Linked DNA regions of Mus musculus: region 1 is linked to region 2. A link is a contact called in ENCODE POLR2A ChIA-PET data. All regions are on one chromosome and are shown on one strand. The core of a region is the stretch at or near the end of the contact, and the rest is flanking DNA. Distances in the headings are between cores, read along the strand shown.

Region 1 (3,582 bases), core at 744-3,243, 140 kb before region 2:
CAACTTCACTGTCCAGATGTCCCCTTATGGCCCTCTTCTTACCCTGTCTCCTGCTGACATCACAAGTCCACTTACCGACCACCACTAACAGCTACAAGCCTGTCAGTTGGACATGCTGGCCCCACCCGAGAATCCCAACCCTCAGGAGCCTGAGGCAGGAGCACCAGGTACCTGAAGTCAATCACAGTGGGACCTGGGAAGTCAGGCTTACAGGCAAGCATGCGTACCAGCTGAGTCATTTCCCAGTCCTCCCACGACACTTTTCTCCAGTTGGTCATAAGAACCAGTATTTACCCTTCCTTAACTTCTGAATTACTTCCACAAAGCAATGCACCAAGGGGCCAGTGCAAGGGCAGTAGAGCATCCATCCACTTCACAAGCCTTCACGACCTGAATATGATCTCAGGAACTCAACAGCTGAAAGACAAAGGCTTCTCTAGAGGGGTCCTGACCACCCTCATGCATCCATTTATAGATGCACACAAAATAAATACATAAAAATAGTCATTTGTGTTTACTTTTTTAAAAATGTGTGCCGGGATTCAGTCTTTGCAGAAACTTTCTAACTATGGGCCTTACTTCCAGACAAGAACTGAATTATTTGGTAGGGATTTCTATTTAAAAAGAATCTTAAAAAAAAAAAATTTTATGTGTGGATTTTTTTTTTTTTTTTTTTGCCTGCAGAAGCCAGAGGAGGATGTCGTATCCCCTGGAACTGGAGACACACACAGTTACGAACCTCCCTGGAGGCAAGGAATCAAAACCAGATCCTCTGTTAGATCAGGCAGCATTCTTTAACCACAGAGCTCTCTCCAGGCCATGCTGATTTTCTTAGTTGCTGAGATTTGAACCCAGATCCTTACTCCTGCTAGGCAAGACTAACACTAGCTACATTCCTCAAACCTTTTGGACACTGGGTCTTGCTATGTCGCCTCAGCTGGTCTGGAACTCAAGCTCCTCCTGCCTCAGTCTCCTGAGTACTGGGATTACAGCCCTGTACCTCCACACCCTAAAAGAAACCGTTTGTCTTTGGTTTCTTTTTTATCTGCTTTGGCCATGTTGTCCCAAATGGTTTCAAACTTTCACTCTTCCTGAAGAACAGAATTACAGCCTCTGCCAACCAGCCCAGTCTAAGAATCTGCTTAAGCAGAACCCCACATTTCTGTCTCATTTTTCTTGCTATTTGATCCCAGGCAAGTTATGCCACCCAAATTCCAACTACTTAATCTGAGAGGCTTGTGAGAATTAAAGACAGTCAAGACTTAGAACGCGGCACAATCACCCACATCACAAAGCCATCCATTGCCCATCCCTCCTGTGTGTCATCTGCATTGTAGTCAATCACTGAGGCCACCACCCAGAGGTCAGTGGACAGAGACAGTCTCATGAAAGCAGACTGATGGCAAGAACGATCCTGGAAGGCTTCAAAGGAAGAAGGGACCTATGAGCTAAAACCTGGAAGATCACTAACAATGCGCAGATTAAAGGGCAGAGTGTAAAACCTAGGGTGAAACCAAGGAACCAGTAGGTACAAAGGCCAAAGTTAACTCCTAACAGACAGAATGGGGAAGGCTGAAAAAGAAATGTGGATGCTAGAGGTGAAAAGGGGTCAACTCTTGTGATATCACCTTGAGTCAGGCTACCCCAAGAACTCACCATCCTTCTTGATCTTCTCATTGAGATTGTTGATATAAATAGTGTGGTTGGCACGGGTCTCGGGAACTGGCATGGTGGCTATGGTGGCCATGGTGTGAGATGTTCAGGTACGGCTTAAAGAGGAGGAAAAAGCGACTTTAGCCCTAAGTTTCCCAAATTCTTTGTTCCAAAGGGCTGATGCTCAGGGATCGCCCTTCCAAGAGGAAGTCGAGTAAGACCGGAATTGGAAGAGGATGTCACAGCTTAGCAACAAAGCCAGCACAGGCCCCCGCTTCTCCAACCCGCGTGCTAAGGGAGAGCTAGAGAGGTTAACTACGAATCCCAGAATGCTCTACGAGTCCCGGCAGGCGGAGCACACCGAGCGGCGCTTCCCATTAGTCCACGTGCGCGAAAGGCGTCCCGGGAGGAAAAAAGACCCCGGATGTCGGAGCCAGTTAAGAAAGTAGGGGCCGACTTGGAACATCCTAGTCTCTCAAAGAGAGGCCTCCCGAAGTGCTCCACCCGCCTCCCCGGCGCCGAGCAGCGTCTACAACCCGCGGGAACCCACCACCTGAGCCGTCGCTCCCGCCGACAACGCCCGCCGAGCTACGCTGCACAGACACACAACTATCTTCCCCGGCAACGGCTTCTCCCTTCCGCGAGCTAATCACGGCGGGCAAACTCGGTAAGTTCAGAGTCTCTCCCCCGGCCTCAGCGTCTGCCAAAGGAACACTTGGGGTCCCGCCCCCTGGACGCGAGGGAACGGACCAATCAAAGAAGGGCACGAGCTTCTGGCCAATTGGGACATGGTTAGAGCTCTGGTGCATTCTAAGACTGCCTTTCGGAAGCCACACCTCTTCCCCTTCCGCCAGTATCACGTGACCTTCAAGAGCGTTGTGCTGGTTGCGAGTTCTATCACGTGGGATGGGAAAGGACAGGTGGAGGCTGGCCGGGTGACGTCATTTCCTCCTGGGGAGGCGCTTGTGCAGATTCCTAAGTTCCTAAATTGATAGGTTTATACCAACTTAGTTGGCCTTTGATCGCTGAGTTGCTGCGACTCTCATACTTCCCCGCTAAGCCCATGACCCGCCCACCATTAGGCTGTTTTCTCACCCACGTGCCTTTTTTGTAACCTCTTAACCCTAGCTCGTAAAGTCAAGGTTTCAAACTCAGGCCCGCAATGCAAAAAGTAGGCAAGTCACATCCTTTAGACACCTCACAACAGATCTGAACCTCCGAATAACAGAAGTGACCAAAACTAGCTTAGCTACAGCAGATGAGATGACACCTACAAAATGTCCCTTCTAATGTAGCCCCAGCCCCATAGCACAGACCACCCTTCGGGATCCTTCAGCATTTGATTTAGCCCAGTTTCTCTTTCCACTGTTTCAAATACTAGCCCAGGTTCTCCCAGAACAACTGGCCAGACACCATATTCTGCTATCAACTCCAGTTTTAATTTTTTTTTTTTTTTTTTTTACAGATCTCAATGTGCAGGCCTGAATATCTCTCATCCAGTTCCTTTAAAAACTGAAAATCTCCATCCTTGGGAGATTTGGGGAGAGCCTCTTATTCTTCCTGTAGACCCCAAATGACTTCTCCATGCTCTTTCCCCCTAAAACCCACAATCTCTCCAATAATTCATGAGACCCCAGACACCAACATTCCACCTCCTTTACCTCTAAATCCCCCGGACCTAGCTTTACCATCCCCTCCTTGTAGTCTCCATACATCTATTTCATCCCCACTGCCGCCCCCTCCCCCCCCTCCTGCTCCTCCCCCTCCCCCTCCCCCTCCCCCTCTACCCTCTGCTGTGGAGCCTGTTCTCCCTCATGTCTATGGCCTGAAGAACAGCCAGCTCCTGAAGGAGGCCTTAGAGAAGGCTGGCCCAGCCCCCAAAGGCAAAGAGGATGTGAAGAGGCTCCTGAAGCTGCACAAGGACCGGTA
Region 2 (3,893 bases), core at 962-3,461:
CTAGACGAATCAAGGGACAGGCGTCTTTGGAAGATATGAGCATGGAGGCAGTACTCTGAGGTTCAAAGAAAACCCAAGTTTTCTAGGAGGCAGGGTGAGGCTAGCTCAGAACAAATCTAGGCTCTCAACCAAGAGTCTTTCAAGTCCTTTCGGAGAGTTGCCTAGAAAACAGGACTAGTACTTTCTGGAGGCGGGGGTGTGGCCCATGTGAGGGAGCTGAGGACAAGGAGAAGTGGAGTCTGATCGTTTCTAGCACGTTAAAACTCTCAAGTTGCGGGGACCTTAGGAATCGCTGGAAAGTCCTACTCCTCCCTAGCCAAGGATCTGGTTGCCCCGAGTCTTGATTAATGGCCCTGTGTGGATAGGTCTGGGAAGGCTACCTTAGAAAGAGAAGGAAAAATGAAGCTACGTGGGAAGAGAATCGGGGGAGATGTTGGAGGGGGAGAAGTATCTCCACTTAAGGCTCATGCTTGAATGTTTCAGGGGAAGCGAGAAGCCGCTGGGTGACAATATTAGAATTCTCCTGGGAGGGGCGCAGCTTGGAGGAGTACCTCCAAAGAGGGAGAAGAAACTGGGCTGGAGGAGTTCCTGTAGTGTTTGCCCCTGGGTGAAGAGGGACCTTTGGATCCGGGATCCAAAAACCCGGATTTCCTGTCAGGAGCGTTAAACCTGGACTCCAGGTACCTTAATTTTTTTTTTTTTTTTAAGGGCAGAGCTTAAGAAGGGCTCAGCAAAGAAGCAAGATTGGAAAAATGGAAGTGTCTCAGATGGGAGGAAGCCACCACGTTTAGGGGCATTTCTTAGTCTCTTAAGTCATTTCACTGCCTGCCCTTGCCTTGAATACAGACTCCCAGCTCAGGGTGCCCATATCAGAGGGCTTGCTGCTAAATGGGCAAAACTAACTTCATGTCCCACAACATTGGAAGAACAGGAAGCTAAGGACATAGGGGTCTTGCCGAGGTCAGCCCGCCTTCACATGTTCCTCCTTGTGCCTCCAGGGGTTTGGCACCCGTCTGGGCACGGCGCCTGGCACGGGCGAGTTGGGGCTGGGCCGGGAGAGAGTGAAGGAAGGAGGGAGGAAGGGGCGGAGAGAGGGAGTGGTAGCGGGCGGGGGCTCGGGCGGGAGATGAGCTCACGCCGGCCGGGTTGGGCTGGCTGGGGGCCAGCCTGGGCGAGTTCTCGGCGCCAGGGGCCCCACTCCCCATTCCGGAGGGCGTAAGGGGTGAGAAGCAATGAAAACCCGACCCCCAAGTCCATCCCCACACTCTGGGCTAGCAGGTGGCGCACCCTCCTGACCTCACCTGAACCCCAGAATGCTCCCCTTGTCTAGAGGAAGCTGAAGCGCAAGCCGGTCCCTTCCTCCCCCAGGGGGCGCCCTTTCCTCAGGCCTCCTATCTGGATATCTGTCGCACGTGGAACCGCTGTAACTCAGGTCTTGCCGAAAGGCACCCCGTCTTTCCTGGGTCCCCTCCCGCTTAGCTCTTCATCACAAGCAGTCCCATGCCAGACTTTCCTAGTCTTCCCCCACTCAAAGACAGACCTAGAAACTTGAGATATGCCCCACCACCCCATGCGACTCTGAAACACTCCTTGCTGACCCACTACGCACAGTCTGCGAATTTGGGCCCCATCTCAAAAGTTCCCAGATCCTAAGATCCTCGCCTTGACTGAAAGGGATGAAAGCTAGTCTCAGTCCGTTCACGTGGGACACCACAGTTCCAAAAACACTCAATGCTCCTGAAATCAGCGCCCTGGAGATCCACTCCCCAAATAAGGAATTCAGAGCCCCCTTCCTCAAAGACCCCACGGAGTCCCCAGCATTTCTGTACATGGAATCTGGGCTCCTGCTCCCTAAGGCATTGTCTCCAGGGTCCTCCCTCCGGGCACTCCTCCCTTGGGAGCACCATCCCGCACTCACAGGCGCGGAAGCCGGGTCCCCCCGGGGCCGCCCCGCCGGGCGCGCCGCTGTCCACGCTGGTGGCGTTGCGGGGCGCGCAGGTCGGGGTACAGCGGGAGCCAGTGGGCCCGTGGATGCAACGCAGGCCGCACACAGCGGGGGTGAAGCGCACGCGAAGACGCTCTCGGGGTCGGCCCAGTACGGGCTGCGGCCCCAGCTGCGCCAGCAGCACCAATAGCGACACCCAGAGCAGCTGCGCGCCGCCCGCCATGGCTGCAGCGCCGCGCTCCACCGCGCCGCCGCCCCAGCCCGCCCGAGGGGCCCGGCCGCGCCCGCCCGCTCGCCCGCCCGCCCGCGGGGGAGGGCGGCCGCGCCCCCGCTCAGCCCCCCCTCCCCATCGCTCCCTCCCGGGCGGCCGCGCGGGGGCGCGTGGGGCTGGGCGCTTAGCCAGAGGCGCGAAGGCTGGGCGCTAGACTCGCAGGGGGGAGGGGAGGGCGCCCCCTCTGCTCCCACCCGTGCTCCAACAAGTGGATGGGGCCTATGGGGAGTAGCAGGGAAGGGAACAGGTGGGGGCGGGCGGGTTTGCTCCCAGAGAGAGTTGAATCCATTGAGAGGAAATCCATTAGAGTAATGGGGGCCGCATTTGGGGAGCCAGCTGAAGACTGATCCTCTGACCAGGCACGGGGGTAGGGGGTGGGGGGGAAGAGGCTTCATCTAGATAGAGGACAAGGATGGCACATTTGGGCAGCAAGATGGTACATCTGTGGGTGACGAGAAGGGTCGGTGTACAGGACACATAAAGGAATTAGAGGAGCTGAATTCTGGAGAGGAGACTAAGGCGCTTACACCTGAAGACGCCACAGCACACCAAGACTCTCTACACCTGGTGGGAGAGGTCAGAATGAATAAAGCTGTGGGCGGGGGTCCTCACATCTGGCCTGGGGCACACATCTGGAAAACCTTAGGAAGGAGGGGGATGCATCTGGGCTGAAGGCCACACAGCAGGAGAGGGCTTCTGAGGGTAGTTGAGTCTATAGAGTGCTCTAATCTGGGGTACCGGGCTGTAGTAAAAGTAGGGTCAAGGGACGGTCTGGCATGTAAGAGGGAAAGGTCTTTGGCCCCCAGCCGTCCCGCAATCTTGGGCATTTTGTGCCGGGGCAGGCGCCAACCCGCACAATCGCTTTTGTTGTCTGGACTGGTTCAGCCTCGCTCTCTGCTGGGCGAGTTGCCCCCCTCTTCAGCCACGGGAGCCCGGACGCCTGGCTTCCCGGCCCCACCCTGATGGGTCAGCGCCTTTGGCCTGCGTCTAGTTCTGTCCCTGGCTCACCTCATACTGCCGGACGCAGGGGTCCCTAGAGGTGGCCGCATCCTGGGGAGTGGGGTGGACCAAGCTACAATAGGGGACTGGTAGGCGGCGGCAGCACCGTGGGAACCAGACGGCTTTATCTGGCCCGGAACCACCCCCCTCCACCCCCTACACGGAGGAAGGGCGGATGTTCTTACCCCGGGCCTGGCCGGCAGGGGCGCGATGTGGGGGCCTTCTTTTCAGCAATGCCCGGGCCCACGGCCCTCGGGGCCGCCTTTGCCTCAGCAGAGCTCGGGCCTCCTGCAAACTAGGTGGAAGAGGGTGGAAGAGGCTGTCACTACTATTAAATTGGCCTCCTCACCTCAAGGGGGGGGGGAACCCTCCTAAGCCAGGAGCACTTCCAGGAGTGGGTTTGCCCAACATTGCCCCCAGCCCTTTTATTGGGAGCAAGGCTTGGGATATCTTTAGAGAAATACTTTCAGAGAAAGGACTATGGAAGAAGAAAAAAAAAAAAAGGGTATGGAAAGAGAAGCGATATGAGATGGATGGGAAGGGAAAAGTGGGTGGGGCGTAGAGACAGAAACAGATCAAGAAGCAAAGACCCAATGATTCAGCCAGGCAAGGAAGAATAAACAGAAACACAGACAATGAGTTAATAGTGAAAGGCCAGTGTGCGTGTGCGTGCGTGCG

Evidence for each region. ChIA-PET counts read pairs that join two places held with the same protein, here RNA polymerase II (POLR2A).
Region 1: POLR2A ChIA-PET joins it to region 2 with 17 read pairs in embryonic stem cell. The contact joins the promoter of BC024978 here to the promoter of Ltbp4 in region 2. POLR2A ChIA-PET finds 5 or more read pairs at or near these places in 3 of 5 experiments (Patski and embryonic stem cell).

Annotation. Positions count from the first base shown.
Region 1 is chr7:27,193,788-27,197,369 of GRCm38, forward strand. It overlaps BC024978 (cDNA sequence BC024978), which reads left to right and starts at 1,994. Exons shown (of 7, transcript NM_001243888.1): 1 at 1,994-2,320; 2 at 3,119-3,579. The coding sequence starts at 3,227. It overlaps Snrpa (small nuclear ribonucleoprotein polypeptide A), which reads right to left and starts at 2,484. Exons shown (of 7, transcript NM_015782.3): 1 at 2,204-2,484; 2 at 1,657-1,769. The coding sequence starts at 1,747.
Region 2 is chr7:27,331,437-27,335,329 of GRCm38, forward strand. Ltbp4 (latent transforming growth factor beta binding protein 4) reads right to left here and starts at 2,212. Exons shown (of 30, transcript NM_001113549.1): 1 at 1,919-2,212. The coding sequence starts at 2,168. All of the region lies in intron 1 of Gm30543 (a long non-coding RNA gene), which reads left to right.